Linked DNA regions of Homo sapiens: regions 1 and 3 are each linked to region 2. The links are chromatin loops, found by intact Hi-C in ENCODE. Cell type or tissue: ascending aorta. All regions are shown on one strand. Region 1 has its middle 210 kb from the start of LINC01950. Region 2 overlaps EFNA5 (ephrin A5). Region 3 overlaps EFNA5 (ephrin A5).

Evidence for each region. A loop is a pair of places that touch in the nucleus more often than their neighbours do. Peaks named below come from ENCODE experiments on the same cell type or tissue, not always from the same donor. Only the 100,000 strongest peaks of a DNase experiment are listed, where the experiment ranks them.
Region 1: it touches region 2 in a loop (2.4-fold over the local background); 2 of 110 quality-filtered maps call a loop at or near these places.
Region 3: a loop joins it to region 2, with 1.9 times the contacts of the local background. A loop is called at or near these places in 5 of 110 quality-filtered maps.

What each region holds. Positions count from the first base shown.
Region 1 is chr5:107,215,504-107,220,503 of GRCh38, reverse strand. No RefSeq gene overlaps it. Among named protein-coding and RNA genes, the nearest start is that of LINC01950, 210 kb to the right of the region's middle. In ascending aorta, no CTCF peak of the experiment used is centred here; a DNase peak (open chromatin) is centred at 2,623; H3K27ac peaks cover 3,564 bases.
Region 2 is chr5:107,540,110-107,545,109 of GRCh38, reverse strand. All of the region lies in intron 1 of EFNA5 (ephrin A5), which reads left to right. Among named protein-coding and RNA genes, the nearest start is that of EFNA5, 130 kb to the left of the region's middle. In ascending aorta, no CTCF peak of the experiment used is centred here; DNase peaks (open chromatin) are centred at 1,969 and 2,449; H3K4me3 peaks cover 1,364 bases; H3K27ac peaks cover 1,925 bases.
Region 3 is chr5:107,480,601-107,485,600 of GRCh38, reverse strand. All of the region lies in intron 1 of EFNA5 (ephrin A5), which reads left to right. Among named protein-coding and RNA genes, the nearest start is that of EFNA5, 190 kb to the left of the region's middle. In ascending aorta, no CTCF peak of the experiment used is centred here; no DNase peak of the experiment used is centred here.

The sequences.
Region 1 (5,000 bases), 320 kb after region 2:
CATCCTTTTTAAAGGCTGACTAGAATTTCATGATGTATATATACCACATTTTCTTTATTCATTCATTTTTTGATAGACATTTAGCTTGATTCCATATCTTTGCTACTGTGAATAATGCTGTGATAAACAGAAGTGCAGGTATGCCTTTGATATCATGATTTCTTTTCCTTTGGAAAAAAAACACAGTAGTGGGATTGCTGGATTATATGGTAGTTCTATTTTTAGCTTTTTGAGAAACATTTACACTGTCTTCCATAATGGCTGTACTCATTTATATTTCCACAAATAGTGTATGAGTTATCTTTTCTTTTCCTCCTCACTAGCATTTGTCATTTTTTGTCTTTTTGACATAGCCATTCTAAGCAGGGTGAGATTATATCTCATTGTGGTTTTGATCTGCATTTCCCTGACGATTAGTGATGTTGAACATTTTTTTGTATACTTCTTGGCCATTTGTATGTCTTCTTTTGAGACATATGTATTCAGATCCTCTGCCCACTTTTTAATGGGATTATTTGTATTTTTGCTGTTGAATTGTTAGAATTCTTTTTATATTCTGGATATTAGTCCTGGTCGAATCAATAGTTTGCAAATATTTTCTCCTATTCTACAGGTGTCTCTTCACTCTGTTGATTGTAAAGAAACTTTTAAACATGTAAATTAATAGATAATTTACAGAATACTAGGTTCTGTGGGGTGGAGGGAAGGTACAGAAATTAATGATTTTGCTGACTTCAAGTTCTTACCACATAGAGGAGATATTAAGAGAAGTATTTGGATAATCATAATCCAAGGCAAAGTCTAATTTTTGGCACAACTCAATGGTTGCTCCAAACAAGCCTAGTACAAAGTTGTTTTGCTAAGTATTACCAAGAATGCTTTTCAAGTAATTATAATAGTTTTTCATGCCTATACTGTGGCAGGCACTAGGCTAAGTGTTCCCTTTCAATTAGCTCACTTGATTCTCATAACAACTTTAGGAGATAGTTCCATTTTACCATCTCTATTTTACAAAGAGGTTAAATAACTTTTCCAAGGTCACACTACTACAGAGTGGATATCTGAGCCAAGCCCAAACAAAATGCTGTGGACAACGTCCTGACTGATGTAATTATCTCAGTCCATTGCAGAAGTAGCACCTGATTCCACTAGGAGCTATTAGCAACGTAAGGATCCGATTTTCTGAAATTCACCAGTAGAGAGGTTGGCCAAGGCCAAGAAAATAGGAGAATCATGATATTTATTAAGACAGGGAAATGGGGAAATCTCTGGATCACGGTGCTGGCCAGGGTAAATATGACCTGGTGTAAAATGATGTAACCCTAGATTTATACCACAGTGTAAATTTCATGAGGGCAGAAACTGCAACTTCATCTTACTCATCCTTGTCTTCCCATCACCAAGCACAATATATGGCACTGAATGGGCATTCAATACACTGATGGTGAAAGAACATATGAGGAACCAGTGGTGAAGGAGTCATTGAGAAATTCATTTACTTCATCATCTGACCATGCTGGTTATCGTGAGAAAGTGAGGCCACATTTAATCTTTGAACAATGCTGTAACTTTGCTTGAGTGAATCACACTAAGGAGGCTGTAGAACAGAGAGGTTATGTACATGCTTTAGAGTCAGGCAGAACATGTTTGGATCTAGGCACCCATAATTACTTGCTCTATGATCTTAGGCAATCTAATTTTCTGGAGTCTTAATTTCCTCAGTTGTAAAACTGGAAGTATAATATCTCATGTGTTGTTACAGAGATTAAAAGTGGTAACAAATATAAACTCTTAGTACAATGTCTGGCACATAGGAAGGGCTGCTATCATTTTTATTCCTTTTGTTGTTATTCATGTTATCATAATGATTATGACTATGAGTCATAACAATGGAGTGGAAAGAGCTCTAGACATCATTAAAATACCTTTGCTCTATTCCTGATATATATATATATATATTTTAAAGTATATTTCTAACTCAGATCTCCTAGGAATTGTATTTTCTGTAAAATATAGTTGTGTAGAAATGAGGTTACATATAGGAGCACTTGGTAAATTGCAAAGCATGATAAAAATGTAAGATGATATTATTTTTCCTTACTTTACATAGTTTTATGATTTGTGCTTTTGGTATCTCCTATTTGGCTTGCTTGACCTTAGCTCTCAAACCTATATTCATAAGAAACACCAGGAGAAATTTAAACCTACAGATTCCTGGGCGTCACCCTTAGAGATTCTGATTCAATAGGTCTGGGTCGGGGATGAAGCTGCATTTTTCAACAGGCTTTTCTGTTGATGCCAGTGCAGTTGTACTGTGGCTACCCTTTGAATAGTGCCACTCTGCGATGTGTAACTAATTTGAAGACTGCCGTGACCACTTCAAATTCTAGATCCTGCTTGGTCCTGAAGCAGTGGTTGGTAAAGGCTACTATGAGAGCTGTGGCCCACTGTGCGTCGTCATTTCTATTTGTAGCTGAGTGGAGTTGGCAGCAGGCACAGGCTGGCAGTCGTTTCCAACACACTCCTTGTCAAAGTACATACTGTTTCTGCAGCTGGCATCTATTCCCTGTACATCCCAATTATAACAGTATTACTGAGTCTTGTGACAGTCACACATTTCATCACCTTGGGGGACTGGGCAGAACAGGTTTGCCATGGCAAGGGTGCCCTGTTCCCTCCTTTCTTTGTATTCATCATAGCCTAGGAATCTTGTTGGTCTTGCTTGGCACTGAGTGTGTGCTGTTCCTAACTGAGGATGTCTGGAGCCCAGAACAGGTCAGAGATTATGTGTAAGCTGCAGGTTTGGAGTTGCAGGTTGTGCCTGCTGTAAAACACTAATTTTTGAAGCATTTCTACTATTAAAATTTTCACTGTTATGATGATCATCATGCTTTGCCCTCCTTTGCTGGGCCTGAATGCCTCAGCAAACCATTCCTACTCCTAGGTGCACATGACTGATCCTCTATAATTTGATGGAAGTATAGGGTGAATTTCACACTACCTGCATAATGGGGAGTTTTGATACCTGCATAATGGGGAGTTTTGATGCCTGCATAACTTTTTCCTCTTAAGGAAGTAAAGGAGATAATACAATAGATGTTGAACTATTGTAGTGAAATGTGTTTATGTATAATACATACTCAAACTGTCTTTACTTAGTAACCTGATTTTTAAAATATGAATAGCAAGTTGACACACAGAAAAACATATATTGAGAGTATCTGTTATTTTGGATAATTACTGGAAGTGTGTTACTCTTGAAAGTTATAGTTAATGAAGATATTAAAATAGATCAGCATTTTTCTTTTTAAAAAAGCTATCCTGACATGGATGTGGGTTTAGTAATTGTTACTGGTAACAGCTTATTTGAGATCAATGTTATATTTATGTTAGTTGGTATCAGCTGGAAAAAGATGATTCTTAAAGGTAAACTCAGGGAGAATAGGCTGAATATAATTAATACAAATAGGAGAAATGACTGTTGTCTTAGTCCATTTGTGTTGCTGTAAAGGAATACTTGAAGCTGGGTAATTTATAGAAAAAGGCTTATATGGCTCACAGTTCTGCAGGCTGTACAAGATGCCTAGCAGCAGCATCTGCTTCTGGTGAGGGCCCCTGGCTGCTTCCACTCGTGGTAGAAGGCTAAGAGGAGCAGGCATGTCCAGATCACATGATGGGAGAAGAAGCAAGAGAAAGAGAAAGAGGAGAGACGTGCCTGGCTCCTCGTAACCACCAGCTGTCATGGAAACTACTAGAGAGAGCACTCACTCATCACTGTAAGGATGGCACCAACGCATTCATTCATGAGAGATCTGCCCCCCTGACGAGAACACCTCCCATTATGCCTTTCCTCCAACCCCAGGAATCAATTTTCAACATGAGATTTGGAGGGGTAAAACAAATCAAACTATACTAACTGACAAATGTAAATATTTACAATAAATATAGTAGTGGTGATATTAGAGACACACTGAATTTTAAGCTGTCTAGCAGAATCTCTCCTAAAAAGATAGCATGGTTCTCGAATGTAAAAATTTGCAAAAGTTAATAAAATACCTTATTTGAGTATTCTGCCTTCCATAACTCAAGGGAAATGTAAGGAGCTTAACAGAGAATAAAAAAATGGTCACAAACGTTATTAAAAGAATGGAAATCTAACCTTATATGGGGAAGTTTCGGGAATAAGGGCTATTTTGCTCTGAAGGAGACAGCTGAGATCTGACTTTGATTTAGTAATGGCCTTCAAAAAATGGACATAAAATGTTAGTATAGAAAGTGATCAATTTTCTCCCCTATCCCACTTTAGCAAGAGCAAAGGGAAGTGTACCTTAGCACAAAGGTTGACAGATTTAGATTTGCAGTTGGTGTTTTTAGGAGAAAATCCTAAAGCATAGAATTCTGAGAGGGAGCTTTAAAAGGCAACACAACCTCTACAGTGTGTGAGGATGGTTTGTGAGTGGTTGCGGCCAGTGTTGGAGAGGTCACAGTGCTTTTCAAGGTTCCTCAACCCTAGAATTCTATGATTAAGCCTAGTTATAGTATGGTGCCCAGGAGGAACAAGCAATTGCTGTGAGAGAAGTTCTCAGAACTGCCTCAAACTCAAAGGTTAAAAGAAATGACAGGGCAGTTTTCAGTTTAACTTGGAGCAGAGAAGCTAGAGCTACAGGAGGATTGGTGACATGAACAGATCTGAGGTAAATTTCCTGTTGGAGAAGTGCCACGCAGACTGTGAAAAAGTGGCATGACTGAAAACATCGATCAGGACAGTCAGAAAGCAGGAAATTGTAAGACAGTGTCTCATCCTAAATTTTATGCATGAGGATGAACAGTCATTTCTTTGAATACAATAGAGACCACAAATTTCCTTATGCTTTAAAAAGTTTATAAAATTACTTTTTAACCTAAAGTTTAAAATTATTTAAAAAATATGCATATTAATTTTGTTGTAATACACATAGCATAAAATTTGCCATTTTAACTATTTTAAGTGTACGTTTTAG
Region 2 (5,000 bases):
GAGATATAGACAGGGCTTTAGACGGTAGACATCATGTGCTTTTGCTTGTCATTCACCTTTTAGATGTTGTCGGTTATGTTTGTCATCAGTGGATTTTTTACAAGTCACATGGCTTCAAATCAGCCTCAAGGATGGGGATGTAGACAGTGATAACTAAAATGACAGTGTAGACATTGTGGGAGTTAAAGAATGATCAGAGATGATGGTAGTTTTTTGGAGTTTGTTTATCACATATCTGAGAAAGTTACTTAATTTTTTTCAGCTTATATTTAAATAGCAATTAAAATATGCCAAGCATTGTGCTAAATATTTGGGTTGTGATTGGAATAAGACATTCTGTGTTCTCCAGGCACTCAGGGAGTTTGGCAAGTAAAGAAATAATTCTAGTATGGGGTGACGTGACGAGTGCCATAACTGAGGAATATCCCAAGAACACTGAGGAGGGAGTGGTTAATTCTGCAGGACCAGCGCCTGAATTGCTCTTATTCCTTCAAAGTGTTTATGTTGGCTCTGAAGATAATTTCTAGAACTTACAAGGATTCATCATTTGCTTTTTCCAAGTGCTACTTTTGTGTAATTTGAAGTTCAGAGTTTTGTATCATTCACAGAACACAACCTCTCTTCAAGAACAACCTTGCTCCTGGTCTGTAAGAAGCCCTTGCATTTGGTACTCCCAGAGGTTACTCACAAAAAAAAATGCATCCTTGTTCTGCCTGGTCCTCAGGTGTTCAAGGACACTATGGATGCTAGGTGATAGCTTTGTGATGCTCTGTGCACTACGCGTTGAGAGATTTTCAAAGCCCTGTGTGGGGCTGAGCCCCAGCATTTACTGTTTTGTTCAGCAAATGCCACATCTTCTGTTGTCAGAACTATCTGATTGAACACCAGCAAGTGCTCTCTAGGAGGGAGATCCTTATTGCCCATTTTCTCTGTTTCCTAAATGATCTAATTGCTTGGGTAAGGAGGCATCCATTCTAAATCTCCCTCCCACCAGGGGCGATTCGCAAGTAACAAGGTTTAGATTACCCCAAATGTCAGGACCCCCACAGATATAATGGGCTTCCCTCCAGGGCCCACCTGACAAGCTGCTTCTCTTTCAAATACCTGGACTGCCCAGAACACACTACACCCTGATTTCCTGTCCCCTCACGGAGTTAGGGAGGCAGAGCTGCCGCTCTGCACCTTTTGATTTTGGTTTTAATCTTCGGAATCTATGGAATGTAAGAGATGCTTATAGGTTCGGTATTTGAAATCCCATTTTACAGCATATTAAATGTTATACACACGATCATTTCACCAAGGCTAATAATTAGGATATAAAAGTTATGGTTGTAGCCTACATTTTGGCTTAATGGTTTCTGAAATGGTTTTCATTCCTATGAAAAAAGGGTTTTTTTTTTAAATTATACTTTGGCATGTTCACCACTTTGTGAGCAGCAGCCCATGCTCTTCCTTTCTTTTAGTCTGCTGTATTCCCAAACGATAACTTCAGAAAAGTATTTGGTATGCTGTATATAAAGTTTATTTAATCAGAGCACTTTTTTATGACAATAGTAAGTTAATGGAAAATAGCTAAATTAAGAACACTGAAAACAAAACATTTAAGTTATTTGCCCTTGCCAAGATGTTCTTTGTGTGATTTTTTGGGTAAGGAAGATAACTTTCCCCTTCATTTCCATCCAGCCATGAGAAAGAAGTAGGGGTAAAATAGCATTGTCATATTTGAAAAAGAAAATGATTGACAACGTCACTTAAATTGAAATGTCTCCTTAAAATAAATATAAAAGGGCCTTTGAAGAAGTTGCTTTGAAAATCTTTTGTGGTTGTTTTTTAACCTGGAGTCCCCAGCTTTTTTTCCCTTCTACTTTGTTTTCTCACTGATGGATGAATTTAGCTCCTGTCGGAGTGGAGGCTCCGGGAGTGTGCACAGATGTATCAGCTGTTGTGTAACTCTGCCGGGAAGCCCTGCCCAGGAAGGGCTTGGAGCAGACCCATGGGTGCTTCCCTGCTGGCCTCTTCCATTTCTTGGGAACACAGGTTCCTGGTGCTGCCAGGCTGTGTGGCAATAGTGTAAATAGTGCGGTAAATGGGCCTGGGTGAGGTCAACACTTTTTATTTATTTATTTATTTATTTTTAATATAACACTTTTATTTTATGACCATCTTTCTTCCCTCTGAGCATTTGAACCGAGTGATTCCGGATAGAAAGAACAAGTCACACATACACTGCCTGTCGAGGTTGTGAGGCAAGCCTGTTTACTTCCTTTTAGGTGATTAAAAACACTTCTAACAATTGAACTAATATTTATTACAAACAAGATTAGAAGCACCTTCCTAACCCAGACATTGTGAAAGCTAATAGACATCTCTCTAGACCCCAGCCAGAGTTGCTGGATATTTGGTGTTCTAAGATGCCCAGAGGCATGAGTCAGGCTGGCTGATAGCCAGGTGAGTGGCGTTTTTCTCCTCCCTGTACACACATTAATCATATTTGCCGGCAGAGAAGGCATGACCTTCTGTACCTCCAGCACCTACCCCCTCCCCGCACCCCCCCCTTATACCACAACAACACAGACAGAAAAAGGAAAGTGGGAAGTTTATGAGCAGCCTGCATGCAGGCGGCAGACTCTACTTATGGAACTTAGAAATCAGAGGTCATTATCATTTTCAAAGAACAGACCCTGAATAACTATATCCTTTCATCACCATCTTTTACTAATTGGACACCAGCTGTACTTGTCTTTTCCACAGGAAATTCTCACTGTGCCTATAGGACCAGAGAAATGGAACTCTTAGCAGAGTTGACTTTTTATTCTTTGACAGTTTCCTTTCAGTACAGCTTGGGAAGCAGGAGGCTCTTGTTTCTTATTTTTCAAGATTTTGACTTTTTTTAAACAATATTATGATCCTGAGAACTTTAAAATTAGAAAGACTTAAGAAGACATATTATTTTCCCCCTGAAAGTGTGGCCCCATTGTCTCATATGAACTCTTTCAGCATATGGGAAATAGAAGAGTTAAATATAATCAGATCTTAACAAAATGTCGTGATTTGTTTTGGGAAAGTTGATTTTTCAGAATTTTCAGTGTTAAATTTTTTTTCTATATCATTTGCTTCAGAACTTGTGACTTTGAAGGATGTTCACTTTTATTCTTCAACAACACAGATATAAAAATAAAACTGTAGTCTGTTTGCCAAACATTTACAATACAAAAATAATTTAGATGTTTAAAGATGGTAGAACAGAGAGAATAATTAAAATGGTGGCTGGCCTATTTCTACAGATCAACCAGGAAAATTTCCCACATGTGACTGAGTCAAGTTCCCAAAGGATGGCTCTAATTTCTTCCCTATCCTCTTATCAAGTATAAAATCTATAAGTTAAGCTTTGGGCTACTTCAAAAGAAATTTTTTTTCCTCATTTCAGTTTACTGAGCTTGAAGTTGAGGTGTGTCTGTCCCAATCTGGGATTTGTGTGTGTGCATACACAGAAGTTGCCTGCTAGACAAAACCACCTGGCTCTTTCAGTGCAATCTGTAACCAACACAAGTTTCAGGTCAATGTTATACTAGAGAAAACTGACTATATCAGTGCTAATCTAATTTATTTTATGTTATTTCTTCCTAAATAATTCATGAAGTAACTTTGTGGTGATTTTTATTGCTATTGCTAGAGTTAGGCTTCGATTACATTTTTCTGATTATAACATTTATCATGTGTAACATATTTGTAAAATTCTAATGAGTTAAAAGTAAAATAAGAACACATAGATAATTGCTATTGGCATTCTGATAAATTAACTTTCAGTATTTTGTCTGTATACTTATGAAAGTTTTCATTTGTTGTTTGATTTTTCTACCTTGCTATAATCATACCGTGAATATAATTATGTAATTATATTAATAATTAATTTTCATCACTTATTATAATTACTTTTACATCCCATTGAAATCTTTATAAAAGTTAATTTTTTTCTTTTTCTTTCTTTCTTCCTTCTTTTTTTGAGATAGAGTCTTGCTGTGTTTCCCAGGCTGGAGTGTAGTGGCACAATCTTGGCTCACTGCATCCTCTGCTTCCTGGGTTCCAGTGATTCTCCTGCCTCAGCCTCCCGAGTAGCTGGGATTACAGGCCCACGCCACCATGCCCGGCTAATTTTTGTACTTTTAGTAGAGACAGGGCTTCACCATGTTGGCCAGGCTGGTCTCGAACTCCTGATCCACCCGCCTCTGCCTCCCAAAGTGCTGGATTACAGGCATGGGCCACTGCACCCAGCCTTAATTTTTTTTCTTGATTAAAATTTCTAAACAGAAATGTTTATTCATATTCTAATGAGTTCCTTAGGGTAGATTCCCAGAATTAGGCTTTCTCACTCAAAATCTGTGAACATTTTTAAGATCTTTAAAGTATAAGTATATTGAATAATGCTTTTGATAAGTTCTTACAAATTTTTACTCCTAAAGCATCTGAGAGTATTGAGTGATCTTTTCATTAGCTTTAATAATTTATAGCAAAAGTGATTGACTTTCTATATCTTTGATTACCTCATTGATTGGGGGAACATTTTCATATGTATTATACAATTACATTATTTCTTCAATCTGCTCATATTTTTTGCCATACTGTTTTCATAAAATTAGGGCAGAAAGTTAGCAGATAATCAGCTTTTGTTCGGTGACATAATTTTCATTTCAATGAGACTTTTTTCCTTTTTTAAATATGTGCAAGAATAAATGGGATTCTTTTTATATTGTATTCTTTTACAGCCGTAGCAAACTTATATAAACAGGTTTTGTCATGCATTCTCAATCTGGTTTTAGATTATACATTAGAATAACTATTTTGTGCTTCCTCTGTCTTGACTATGTATTTTAGTTATGGGCATAATTATGTATGTTCATAAAGCTTGAGAATGTTATGCCCTTTGTGTTTTCCTTGTTTGCTTTTTGACTCTTGCCCCCTCCCCCTCTTCACCCCCAGGATAGAGCCTTGCCTCCCTTGAG
Region 3 (5,000 bases), 60 kb after region 2:
GGAAGTAGGTATGGCAATAATTATTTCTGGTCCAGCACAGAAAGCTAACAGATCAATTCACTCTTTCTCAAGGACCAATTCTATCACAAACATTTTCTTCCCAGAGAAAAAAAGAGAGAGAGAGAGAGATTCATTCAGTAGTAATAGGACTTGCTGTTTATCTGTCATCCCCAAAACTTGAAACAGTTACACTAGCACACCTCAGGGGGTTACTTGCTGGCTTCCACTTCTGCCTGAGAATTTGCTACTGTGAAATGTGTGTATAGTCTTGCTTTCTTTTTTACATTGAATTTGCATTTTAATGTTTTTCATTCTTCATAGCTAAGAGGGAACTTTCTTTTTTCTAGTCATTTCTACCTTGGGACTGCTACAAGTTGAAGTCTGGCTAGAATTGGACCATCTAGTGCAGACAAAAGTTGAGATGCAGAAAAGGGATTTGAATAGAAGTGCAAGGAAAAAGAACAGGATTAGGAATTCAAACCCTCCTCTTAGATTTGTATTTCCTACCTTTTTTCTTTTTTTAAAAAAATCTGCTTTGTTTTTTCATTTTTCTCTGAAATTTCTTAATTTGTATTTCCTACCTTTTTTTCTTTTTCTTTTTAAAATCTGCTTTGTTTTTTCATTTTTCTCTGAAATTTCTTCATTTTTCTTTCATCTCTCCATCTTCCAATTTTCTACTTCTTGTTTTTTGTGGTACCTTTATTTTTAAGATGTGTTTCTTTTTCTATAAACATCTGAATTGGGTAATTACTGTACCTGCTTGCAAATATTCCTCAACTCAGAAATCTAAAAAAAAAAAATACAAAATCATAACTATCACAGTTAACAGCTCCTCATCTTCCCTGTGCTCTACCTAGGTACCCTGAGTGTTAGATACAGTATCTCACTTAATTCTTCACCACCATCCTATTTAATTAATTTGCCTGAAGTCCTACAGCTGGAAAGTGGCAGAGCTGAGTTTCCTAGTGGTCTTACTCCCAGTGCCAGTGCTCTTAGAGTAAAATCTTGGGCAATTATACAGTTTGTCTCATTGGCTCACATATCTTAAACTCAGAAGAATTCTCAAGAGACCATCTGGTACCACTCTGGCTCTGATTAGTTCCTCTAATTCCAGTGTGCCAACATGCAAAACGTCTGTTGCAATGGATCCATTTAAATCTTCCATGTTAGTTCTGAATCAGATCCTCAAAGTTATTTGGCAGCTGTGCAGTAAGAGAAATTTCTCCATTGTTACCGTTGCTGGAAACTGGCTGCTTCTTATGCTGACTCTATTAGTAGTGGGAACAGCGGCTTGGAGAACCAGGCGCCCTCTCTCACTGTGGGCACCTACTCCATAATTCTCAGAAGACTCGAAACCATTAACCTTGGGAGAGAGCAGAGAGGGCTCCTGAGCTTAGCTTGATATAGATGCTAAAGGTGTTCAGCAGTTGCAGAGTCGCAGCTGTGTTACCTGTTTTGCACTAATTAGGAGTTACCATGAATCTGTTTGACAATTAAGGACAGAGTGAACTTTAAGGCAGATGGGTACCATGGGACAGTACACAGTTCTCAGGCAAGCAAAATGAAAGTTTGCACCAAGTCCTGTGTTTTTCCAAGACTGTAAAATTCTTTAATAATGTGGATTCCAGTGTATAAATAAAAGTCTGAGGTAGGTTTCTGCCACCTGAAAAGTGTCTCTCTCAGGGAGTAACTCTGCTCCAAATCCTTAGCAGTGCAAGTAGTTATTTGTGTGCAGCATCACCCACCAGATGAATAATAATTACTTCAACACTAGCCTTACCCAGTTCTTGGATTTCAGTTTGACTCTACCCAAAATGTATCTCATAGCATTCCAGCAGCTTAGCAACTAAATATTTATCTAGAATCAGAAAGCACAAAAAGTTCAATTTCTCTTAAAAGTCATACTTGTGAGCAGTATTTTAAGATAAAACTTTTGTAAGTTAAGTATCTTGTTCTTCTTTGCTCCCCTGACCACCCAACTAATTTGTACACATATGTATCTATTTCCCATCCCCTGGCTTTAGGTCAGGAGTTCTCTTAAATCATGTTCTTTTAGTAGGCTATAAAAATACTGGAGGGGAGATTTATCCAGGCTCTATTCTTTGAGGACCTGATGCTGAGTTTCAGGCAAGAGTGCCTTGTCACCGTCTAGAATCCGAGACGGATACAGCAGCTGGAGTGTGACTTATAGCTAGGATTCGGGAAGATGTGCAGAGTTCAGGGAAAACCTGCATGCCATGTGGTGTCGTTGAAAACTGTAAATATAATTAAGCCAGGTGGATTCCATGACAACAAAGAGGATTAGGGCCTGGGTGGATCTGGTAGACCATTGAGACCTATGTGAATAGATGTCAATTTATTTATATCCCCTCTCCCCAGGGGAAAAAAACAACAACAACATAGTTTGATGTCTAAATGAAGTAATCTCTGGAAAGAAAAGGGAGATTATATTTGTTAAACTGTATAAAAAAATCAGAAGATAATATGGCTTTGTTCACACTATTACATAAAGAAGATTAAAGACGAGGAACAAGCTGCTTAAACACTGTAAACTAATTAGTTCTACGAATTGTTTTCCCGAGGTTCATGAGATATGAAACATTGGCACCAGTGCGTGAAATACACTCTGCCTCAGTGCTCTTTTCAATTTATTTTTCTGTTAGTGTCATATGTATGTGTGTGTGTGTGTATGTGTATATATGTATGTATATATATATATATATATATATAGAGAGAGAGAGAGAGAGAGAGAGAGAGAGAGAGAGAGACAGAGACAGAGAGAGAGACAGAGAGAGAGAGAGAGAGCAGCCAAAAAGAAAGAGGTTACAGAGGGAGACCAAAGCCTGTGGGATGATTGAGGCTGACATTTTGTCACTTTAAGCCTGGTGCAGGGAGGGTCCTTCTCTAATACCCTGTATAAATACCAGCTTAATTTTCTGCCATCACAGGCTACATTGCGCAAATGATATCACGACAAGGCCCAGAGGAATTCCTGATGCTGCTCAGAGCACTCTGGCAACTCCCAGTGCAGCTAGGTCCAATCCAGCAGATGCGCCCTTAATTTGTTTCCCAAGATCTGGGTCTTATCTGAGAATAGGTGAGAAGGACTTGGAGCAAGAGTGGGGCCATGTGTCTGACAGACTTCTCATTCTCTAGTTTAAACAAGAACTATTTCCTTGTCTTAAAACAGACTATTTTCTAGATGGAGGACCAAGAAATCAGGTTTTTAGTCTTAAATAACAGATAAGTATATTTGCCTAATTTAAACAAAAATAGCATTTTTTTTTTTTTTGAGACAAGATCAACTCATTTTGTCACCCAGGCTGGAGTACAGTGGCACGACCTCGGCTCACTGCAACCTCTGTCTCCCAGGCTTAAGTGATTTTCCCACCTCAACCTCTCCAATAACTGGGACCACAGGCGCATGCTACCACACCTGGCTAATTTTTTGTATTTTTAGTAAGGGTTTCCCTATGTTGCCCAGGCTGGTCTTAAACTCCTGACCTCAAGTGATCCACCTGCCTCAGCATCCCAAAGTGCTGGGATTATAGGCATGAGCCACTACGCCCAGCCAGCATTTATTTTTATGTAGCACATTTTATCTTGTTCAGAAATATGTCTAACTTAGAAGTGTATGATTACACAAGACAGTGTTTGTTTTCTAATGTTTAAAGCTGTATTGTAATGAGACCTTATTGTAACCCTGACTCTCTATCATCCCTTTTCCATTTCTTTTCTTTTTTTTTTTTTTGAGATGGAGTCTCGCTCTACCACCCAGGCTGCAGTGCAATGGGGTGATCTCAGCTCACTGCAACCTCTGCCTCCCGGGTTCAAGTGATTCTCCTACTTCAGCATCCTGAGTAGCAGGGATTACAGGTGTGTGCCACCACACCCAACTAATTTGTGTTATCTTTAGCAGAGACACGGTTTCACCATGTTGGCCAGGCTGGTCTCTAACTCTGACCTTGTGATCCACCCACCTTGGCCTCCGAAAGTGCTGGGATTACAGGCATGAGCCACCATACCTGGCATTCTTTTCAGTTTCTTTTCCTGCATTTATTGTTCAAAAACAGAGGACATCCTCACTGCCAACCATCAGCATTCCCAGATCTCCTGGTCAGAATGAATCACTACTTTCTCTGTATTCTCAGAGAACTATGTATCAAAATACCATCCTTTATTTCATTTTAATAACAAACTTCTCAAAGGCACACTTGCTGTGATCTCCTCCTGCTGGATCCTGGCCCAGTGCGATGGAGAAGGCCATCTCAACAGTCACAGAAATGTCAAATCGGTTAAGTTCAGTTCTCATCCAGCCAGATTGTTTCCCCAACTCACTCCTGTATTCAGTGTTGTAGCCTCTCTTCTCTCTTCTTGAAACTCTCCTGAATACAGGAGAACCGAGGGTTTTTCTCATTTGCAGTTGACACTTCTCAGTCTGTATTTCTGGCTTTTGCCTGTCAGCAGGAGAGTCTAACTTTACCCTGTTGCTTGCTGCACACCTCTTAGTTTGTTTTGTTCACTCTTGTACCTCTGGATCCTAGAACAGTGCCTGCTATGTAATAGGAGCTCAGTAAATTTATGCTGAATGTCCCCTGCCAGCTCCTCAGGCTCCACAAGTCAGTGACCACATCTATTTCTCTTGTCTACCTAACATACTTCTTATTTATTCTGTCATATAAAGCTGTCTCTTTGTTCAGACCTGTTATTTCCAAGTTCTCCTTCTGCTCATTTCTAGGCAGTCACCCACCCTTTGAGACCTGTTTGTCCCCATTGCTCGTTCCTTCCACTTGCCTTCACTCCCAGTACAAGGCCTTTGGACAAGCCCTCATTTTGTCTTTCTGGGACCGCTGACTGCAAGAGTCTTGTATCTGTTTTCCCTGGCTTCTGTGTATCCCCAGCCCTGCTCATGGAGAGCTCTGTGAAGCAGTCTTTAAGGCTTTATTTGCTTTTTATACACTTAAGAAAGGAAGCCAGGTATTCACGTAATTGGTGTATTG